2 separate regions of the Homo sapiens genome follow, and region 1 is linked to region 2. The links are chromatin loops, found by intact Hi-C in ENCODE. Cell type or tissue: HepG2. All regions are shown on one strand. Each heading gives the region's core, and the rest is flanking DNA. Links, peaks and the distances in the headings are about the cores only. Region 1 holds the start of KRTAP10-12 (keratin associated protein 10-12). Region 2 overlaps TSPEAR (thrombospondin type laminin G domain and EAR repeats).

What was found. Peaks named below come from ENCODE experiments on the same cell type or tissue, not always from the same donor. Only the 100,000 strongest peaks of a DNase experiment are listed, where the experiment ranks them.
Region 1: a loop joins it to region 2, with 3 times the contacts of the local background. A loop is called at or near these places in 1 of 110 quality-filtered maps.

Annotation. Positions count from the first base shown.
Region 1 is chr21:44,695,747-44,700,137 of GRCh38, reverse strand. The region is part of intron 1 of TSPEAR (thrombospondin type laminin G domain and EAR repeats); the gene reads left to right. It overlaps KRTAP10-12 (keratin associated protein 10-12), which reads right to left and starts at 2,966. Exons shown (of 1, transcript NM_198699.1): 1 at 2,094-2,966. The coding sequence starts at 2,936. The coding sequence ends at 2,199. RefSeq lists enhancers at 1,747-2,426, 2,427-3,106. In HepG2, for the core only: no CTCF peak of the experiment used is centred there; a DNase peak (open chromatin) is centred at 1,847; H3K4me3 peaks cover 484 bases.
Region 2 is chr21:44,632,469-44,636,859 of GRCh38, reverse strand. All of the region lies in intron 1 of TSPEAR (thrombospondin type laminin G domain and EAR repeats), which reads left to right. Among named protein-coding and RNA genes, the nearest start is that of KRTAP10-10, 2.7 kb to the left of the region's middle. In HepG2, for the core only: no CTCF peak of the experiment used is centred there; no DNase peak of the experiment used is centred there.

The DNA of each region.
Region 1 (4,391 bases), core at 119-4,118, 63 kb before region 2:
AAAAAAAATTCTGTAGAAGAATCTCTGTTGTCATGGGGCACTCTCAAAGCACGGGGCGTCTCCTAGGATGCTCTTACCTGTGGACAGGACTGTTGGCAGCCCTGCTGGCCCAGAGCTGTTTAGCAAATCACCCTAAGCTAAAGAAATGGTGGAGGGGAGAGGCAGGGCAGACCCCAAAGATATCTGGCAGCTCAGTGAAGATGGCAGGGCCAGGGCAGGGCGGGGGACGGGGTGGAGTCCAGCTGCCCCAGCCGGTCAGGGGAGAGGGCAGTTTGGAGGAAGACGCTAGCTCAGCTTCAGATGTGCCCAGATGCAGCTTCCCTTCGGTCTGGGGGCACACCTGGAGGCCGCCGTAAGCGTGGCTGGGAGCCCAGGGGAGGCACCTGGTTGGAGACCTGGAGTTTGGGGGCAGGGAGAGAACGCACATAGAGAAAAGTCAGAGGAGTGGGTGCAGGAGCTGAGACAGACGCATCCCAGAAGCCCAGGGAGACGGCGTTACAGGGCCAGGCGCAGCAGGGGCTGGCCGGCAGAGTGAGGGACAGAGGGAGAGCGACCTGAGCACCGCAGTTCTTGGCCAGCTGTGGGAAGAGGGAAGAGAAGAACGGTGTGTTGGAGGAGCTGGGGGTGAGATGGGGTCACCAGGACCCACTTCCTCTGGGAGGTGCAAGGCAGCACTGAGTCAGAGGCTGCAGTCAGGAGGGAGGGGCCTTCGGCTGCACCCCTTTTCTTTCCCCAACCCTTTTTTTTTTTTTTTTTTTTTGAGACAGTGTCTCACTCTCACCCAGGCTGGAGTGCAGTGGCTCAATCATATCTCACTGCAGCCTTGATCTCCCAGGCTCAAGTGATCCTCCCACCTCAGCCTCCTGAGTAGCTGGGACTACAGGTTCGTGCCACCATGCCCAGCTATGTATTTTTTACTTTAATTAATTAATTAATTTTTTGAGACAGGGTCTCACTCTGTCGTCCAGGCTGGAGTGCAGTGGTACAATCTCAGCTCACTGCACCCTCCGCCTCCCGGCTCGAGTGATTCTTCTGCTTCCGCTTCCCGGGTAGGTGGTACCACAGGCGCGTGCCATGATGCCCTGCTAATTTTTGTATTTTTAGAGACAAGGTCTCACTATGTTGGCCAGGCTGGTCTCGAATTCCTGGGCTCAAGTGATCTTCCTGCCTCAGTCTCCCAAAATGCTGGGACTGCAGGCCTGAGCCACACGCCTGGCCTTTTTATTTTTAATGGAGACAAGGTTTCACTCTGTTGCCCCGGCTGGAGCTTTATCTATTTTCTGTTAGAAGAGACTTCAAGATATTCATGATCTGGGCAGTAGGCTTCAGACACGGGAGTTGTAGGGGCAGTAGAAGGAAGTGGACCGCTTCTGGATCTGGAGAGGTGGGAGAGGTTTGGCAGCTGAGCCTGGACGCTTGTCCCGGGACTCTGAATCTCCCTGTGAGGACTGAGGGGCTGGGCTGCAGGTGGAGCGAGCCATCCTCTCTGTCTGCAGCCAGGACTCCGTGTCCAGCCAGCCCCCACTTGGCAGGGACTGGCAACTTGGCGGGGAAATGTGGGGCGGTGGGGACGGCTGTGCCTGCGAGTGACCCCGCTGCCACCTCTGACACTCGCCCATCAGGGCCCTGGGAGACGGACTTGCCTGCTGGGCTGGGGTGGGGACGGCCGCTCCGTTGACCCTCCCTGGGACTGGTACATTCCTGCGGGGACGGCACCAGTGCCAGACTAATGTGTGTTGGGGCCTGGAGAAGGGCTGAGACTGGGCGCGAGGGCCCCAGGAGGCTGCATCTGTGTCCTGGCCTCCTGTCGGGCTGGTCAGCAATTCAACCAGAAATGACTCAAAGAAGAGAGCAAAGTGCAGCCGGGCTACGTGGAGGGTGTTTATTAGGACTTCCAAGCATGGTCCTACAATGGCCAGAGGAGGCACAGCAGCTTCCAAGGAGGCGAGACCACAGGGGCCTGGAATGTGGGAAGTGGTCTGGAAGAGCCGGGGGAGTGGGTGGAGGCAGGGTCATCTGGAGCTTAGCAGGAGCCCCCAGGGCTTAGGGGAAGAGAGGCTGTGCACGCATCTCCAAGGAAGAGACAGACACCAGAGCAGCCGAGGGGCCAGTAGTGGGAGAGGTGGGGGACTCATAGTGCCCAGTGGCCCTGGGGGACATGCCTGGCAGCAGCTGGACTTCTGGCCTGAGCAGAGGCCTCAGCAGGCCAGGCGGGAACATGTGGGGCGGCAGAGGAGGGACCCGCAGGAGGCCAGGCGGCCGCAGCTTGGCTGGCAGGAGGAGGTGGGGACACAGCAGGAGGGGACGGGCACGCGGCGGGCGGGTCTGCACACAGGGCGGCAGAGGAGGGACACGGAGGAGGAGGGTCTGCAGCAGGAGGTGGTGCAGCAAGCTGGCTGGCAGCTAGACTGCTGGCAGCACAGAGAGGAGGCCCCAGAGCAGACAGGCACACAGCAGATGGGCTTGCAGCAGACGGGCACACAGCAGGACTGTTGACACGGGGAGGAGATGCAGCAAGCTGGCTGGCAGCTAGACTGCTGGCAGCATGAAGAAGAAGGCCCACAGCAGACGGGCATACAGCACACAGGCTTGCAGCAGACAGTCTTGCAGCAGACGGGCACGCAGCAGGCCTGCTGGCAGGGGGAGGAGGTGCAGCAAGCCGGCTGGCAGCTAGACTGCTGGCAGCACGAGGGCGTGCAGGAGCTGGTGCAGCCTGATTGGCAGGGGCTGGGCTCACAGGTCACTCGGCAGCAGGGGCTGGATACACGGCTCACTGGGGTGCAGACCAGGCTCAGGCAGGGGGCCGGGGCGCAGCAGGGGGGCTCACAGCAGCTCTCTGGGCAGTCGTCCACCTGCCAGGAGTCGGAGCAAGAGTCACAGGAACCAGGAAGGCAGACGCGGCTGCCATAGCTCAGGTCGCTGGAGCAGACGGACATGGTGGATGCAGCCGTGCTGGGGGTTGAGCTGGGGGAGCTGAGAGGGAGACAGTGAGTGTCTGGGTGCTGGATGGGAAGGAGGGAGTGAGTGAGTGTCTGGGTGCTGGATGGGCAGGAGGGAGGGAGTGAGTGAGCGTCTGGGTGCTGGATGGGCAGGAGGGAGGGAGTGAGTGAGCGTCTGGGTGCTGGATGGGAAGGAGGGAGTGAGTGAGTGTCTGGGTGCTAGGAGCTTATATATCTCTCAAGGGTGTGTGTGTTGTCCCAGCACAAGGCCCCAGGCTTCTTTCCTTGTTGGTGTTTGGGGTGGTTTCTTGAGGATGCTCACCATGAACCGTGTAGCGTAGCTTAGCTCCTGAAGCTCCCCAGGTGTCAGAACTGAGCGGGACCGTGGGGCCGTGGAGGGAGCCGGCCAATGGGCTGGAGCCCAGCCTCTGCGTGGACCACAGAAGGTCAGCAGCCCTTGGCCGCCCCTCTGTGATTGTCATTTGGTATTGCTTACTATTATTTCCCCCTAATTTCTTCACACTCAGTTGAGTCAAGGATGTTTTTCTTCTTGTTTTATATTCTCTTTATCTTGAATCCGTAGACCAATGAATGGCTTGGGAGCTGGATTTATTTTTATTTTTTTCGGCAAACAGTCATGTGATAGGTCTTGCTGTGTGTCAGGAAGTATTCTGAGCAAGTTTGTAAATATGACCTCACTAACCCATACATCAACCTTGTAAAGTAGGGGCTGTTATTATCCCCACTCTACAGATGGAGAAACTGAGTCACAATGAAGAACTTGTGCAAAAGGCTGCACCAGCAGGCAGAGGAGCATACACTGGAGGCCTGGCAGGCCCGTATTCTATGTTCTTAGCCATTAACCTCTGCTGCCTCAGAGAGCAAGGGACATGGGAAATCAGAATGAGAAACCCAGATTGTGTGAGAAGAGCGGGGCGGAGCATGGTTTAGACATGGCGGTGTGGGATTGATGTGAAAATATCTGATGGGTGCCCAGACGGTTGGGTCTAGCTATAAAAAAGGAGCTCCTTCCATCTAAAGAGAGAGGATTTGGGTTTATTTATGAGTGGGAATGTGAAAAAACATTATTGTGAAGGGAAGGTCCAGTTCAGAGTTCAGAGGGGTTGTTCTAGGAGGTTGAAAGATTTCTTTATGGGAAGTGAATTGTTTTTAATTTTGAGAAGAAGACATTCGGCAGCCTTTGTGGTTGAGGACTCTAGAGCCCCAGGGCTCATCTAGCCTGGAGGATCCTGAGATTAAGGGAGAGCTGCTTGGCTCTGCCTGGAAAGTTGGAGGGCTTCAGGCCCACAGGCAGTGACCAGCAGGTGAGGGCTCGAGGTGTGTGGTGGATGGGCCCCTTGAAGTGAAAAGCCCTGGTGTGTGGTGTCTGCTGGTCTCTGCGTTGTAAACATTACCCTGTGATGAGATGAAACCCTGGTGTGTGGCGTGTAC
Region 2 (4,391 bases), core at 153-4,152:
CCCTCCTCTGAGGAGATGGAATGTTCTGGCAAGGCCTCTGGACAGTCAGCTCATTAGGAGGACAAGGTTTGGGGACTGGCCTTTGGGTCTGGACTGCCATCCCCTGGAGCCCTGGTCAGGTGTCCTGAGAGGGGCGGGTGCAGGTCAGGGTCTGAGGGTGGGGAGGGGCCTCTACCTTGGAGAGGCAGGTGTGGAGTGAGGGTTGCGTGGAGAGTGGAGGATACTTGGGGTCTGGATGAGAAAAGTGTCAGATGGGGCCACAGTCAGCCCCACTGCCCGGACGCCTGGTCTTACTCTATGTTTGCACTTTGGCTGAAGCCACATGCCAAGAAGTTGAAATGTGATGTGAATTTCTAGTATCTGTAGGTGACATCATTGTCCACCTAGGATCAGAGTGACTGTCCCAGGCCACGCTCACTGAAGGGCTGGATGAGAGACAAAGTCACTGCACCCAGCACCCCCTACCTGTACCCCTGCCATGACAGTGTGGAAATACAATGGGAAAGGAAGCCCGTCAGCCAGCAGACCCAAGTATAAAATGCCCAGTGGAATGTCAGAGGGTCAGATGTGAACGAAAGCATAAACCTTGACCAGAACACATACAACGTATGTCCCCTGGAAACCCGGCAGGGTTGGGTGCTGGAGACCGGTCCACATGCCTCAGCTCAGCTCAGCATCCACGACGTTCCCATCACAGCCCTGAAGGAATCATTGGGTACACAAATGAAGATATGAACTGCCAGAAAGTACTTGTAATCTCCATGACAGGTGGAAGATTAATGTGAAAAATTTGAAGTCCTTACCACTAAAACAGGATAAGATACAAAAGAAATGAATAGAAGACTAAAAATTTTAAATTTCCAATAAGCATGAATGAGATGAACAGCTAGTTGATCTCATTAATAACTAAAGTTTCTCAGGTTTAAACACACGTCTCCCACCTGTAAGAGCAAACAAGATTTAAAATGCTGATAATATCCAGCATTGCAGAGCGAGGGGCTTCATTCTTAGAAACCCTTGGCAGGTGTAATTTTATTTAAATTGTGATCAACCATAAAATAAAATGTACCATTTTACCCATTTTAAAGTGTGCAATTCAGTGACAGTACAGTCATAATGTTGTGCAACCATCCCCACTACCTAGTTCCAGAATACTATCATCGCTCCCGAAGGAACCCCGGTACTATTAAGCAGCCATGCCCAGCCCCTGGCAACCAATACTATTCTGCTTGTCTCTATGGATTTGCCTGTTCTGCACATTTCATATAGACGCAGTCATGGAATATGTGGTCTTTGTGTCTAGCTTTGTTCACTCAGCATGTTTTCAAGGTACACCTGTGTTTGGGTATGTTTCAGAACGCCATTCCTTTTCTTGGCTGAATCATATTCCATCAAAGGGACACGCCACATTTCATTTATCCATTCATCTGCTAATGCACTTTTGGGTTCTTTTCAACTTTTGGCTAGTGTGAATAGTGCTTCTATAAACATTCTTTTTTTTTTTTTTTTTTTTTGAGACAGAGTCTCCCTCTGTCACCCAGGCTGGAGTGCAGTGGCCCCATCTCGGCTCACTGCAACCTCCACCTCCCGGGTACAAGTGATTCTCCTGCCTCAGCCTCCCAAGTAGCTGGGATTACAGGTGCGCACCACCACACCCAGCTAATTTTTTATATTTTTGGTAGAGACGGGGTTTCACCATGTTGGCCAGGCTGGTCTTGAACTCCTGACCTCAAGTGATCCTCCCGCCTCGGCCTCCCAAAGTGCTGGGATTACAGGCATGAGCCACTGCGCCCGGCCCTATAAACATTCTTGTACATGTTTCTGTTTGAACACCTCTTTTTAATTCTGTTGGGTATATACCTAGGAGTGGGAACTGATGAGTTGTATGGAATTCCATGTTTACATTTTGAGGACGTGCCAGACTGTTTTTCACAGCATCTGTACCATTTTATATTCTCACTAGCAATGTACAAACATTCCAGTTTCTCTTCATCCTTGTCAACATCTGCTACCTTCTATTTGTTGGTGTATGTGTGTGTTAAATTATAGCCATCTTGGTGGGTATGAAGTATCAACAGCATGTCATTGTGGTGTGGATTTCTGTTTCCCTAATGACCAATAACATTGAGCTTCTTTTCCTGCGTGTATCATCCATTTGCATATCCTCCTTGGAGAAATGTCTATTAAAGGACTTTGCCTATTTTTAAATTGGGTTGACTTTTTGTTGTTGAATTATAAGAGTTCTTTATATATTCTGGGTGTTAGATCCTTATCAGAATTATGATTTACAAGCATGTTCTTCCCTTGTGTGGGTTGTTTTACTCTCTTGATAGTGTCCTTTGATGCACAAAACTTTTTAATTTTGATGACATCCAATTTATCTATTTTTTCCTTTTGTTGCTTATGCTTCTGGTGTCATATCTAAAAAACCATTGCCCAAAATAAGGTCATACATATTTACTCTTATGTTTCCTTCTAAGAATTTTATGGCTTTATCTCATATATGTAGGGCTTTGATCCATTTTTAGTTAATTTGTTGGTGTGAGATGTAGTGCAACTTTATGATTTTGTGTGTAGATATCCAGTTGTCCTAGCACCATTAAAACAGAGACAGGGTATTGCTCAGCCTGTTGCCCAGGCTGGAGTGCAGTGGCACAATCATAACTCATTGCAGCCTCAAACTCCTGGACTTAAGTGATCCTCCCACCTCAGTTTCCCAGGTAGCTGGGACTACAGGTGCACACCACTATATTTGGCTAATGAAAAAACATATTTTTTTAGGGACCAGGGTCTTACTCTGTTACCCAGGCTGGTCTCGAACTCTTGGCCTTAAACAATCCTCTCATCTCAACCTCCTGAGTAGTTGGGATTACAGGCATAAGCCATCATTTTATAGCATTTGTGTACCTAACATCAGTTATAAACATTCATGTACCTAACAAACATCAGACCCCCAAGATATATCAAGCATAAATGGAAAGAAGAGAAGAAAGAAATAGGCAATTCCAGTTCAACAATAATGTTTGAAGACTTCAATAAGTCACTTCCACTGATTAAAAAAAATTTTTAAATAGAACTAGATCAAAGATCAATAACGAAATAGAGAACTTGAAGAACACTATAAACAAGCTAGATCTAATATGGCCGTGTATAAAACATTCAACCCAACAACAGCAGAATACAAATTCTTCTCAGTTCTCCAGATTAGACCATATGTTAGTCCAAAAAACAAGTCTCAATAAATTTAAAATTATTGAAATCATATAATGTATCTTCTCTGACCACAGTGGGAATTAGAAATCAATAACAGAAGGAAAACTGGAAAATTCACAAATATGTGGCAATTAAACAACACATACTTATAACAACCAGTTGATTGAAGAATAAATCAAAAGAGAAGTTAGAAAATACTATGGGATAAATGACAGTGACAATATAACAAACCAAAACTTATGGGATACGGCAAAACAGTTTATGGAGGGAAATTTGTAGCTATAAATGCTTATATTAAAAAACAAGAAAGATCTCAATTCAGTAATCTAACTTCACACCTTAAGGAACCAGGAAAAGGAAGAGCAAACTAAACCAAAACCTAGAAGAAGGAAGAAAATAAAGATTATATGTAGAATACAGGGAGCAAATAAAGAAATTGAGAATAGAAAAACAATGGAACCAACGAAGCCTAAAATTAGTTTTTTGAAAGCAACAATAAAATTTACAAACCTTTAACTAGACTGAGAAAAAAGAGAAGGCTCTAATTATTAAAATCAGAAATGAAAGTGGGAACATTACTGCTGACCTATATAGATAAAAAAGACTATAAGAGAATATATGAACAATTGTACACTAACACATAAAATCAATAAAATTTATTCCATTTAAGCATGTTTAGTGATATTAAATACATTCATAATGTAGATAACCTAGATGTAATGGATAAATTCCTATTAACATACAAACTACCAAAACTGATACCTTTATTAGTGTTCTTTATTTCTTTTCTTCTTTTTCTTTTTGAGATGGAGTCTTGCACTGCCACCCAGGCTGGAGAGCAGTGGCACGATCTTGGCTCACTGCAACCTCTGCCTCCCAGGTTCAAGTGATTCTCCTTGCCTCAGCCTCCCAACTAGCTGGGATTACAGGTGCCCACCACCACACTCAGCTATTTTTTTTTGTGTGTGTATTTTTAGCAGAGATGGAGTTTCACTATGTTGGCCAGGCTGGTCTCAAACCCTTGACCTTCTGATCTGCCCGCCTCAGCCTCCCAAAGTGCTGGGATTACAGGCGTGAGCCACTGTGCCCAGCCAGTTCTTTATTTCTTAATATGGCTTCAAGTTATTGTCTAGTGCCCTTTGATTTCATCCTGAGCTGTCATTTCTTGTAGGGCAGGC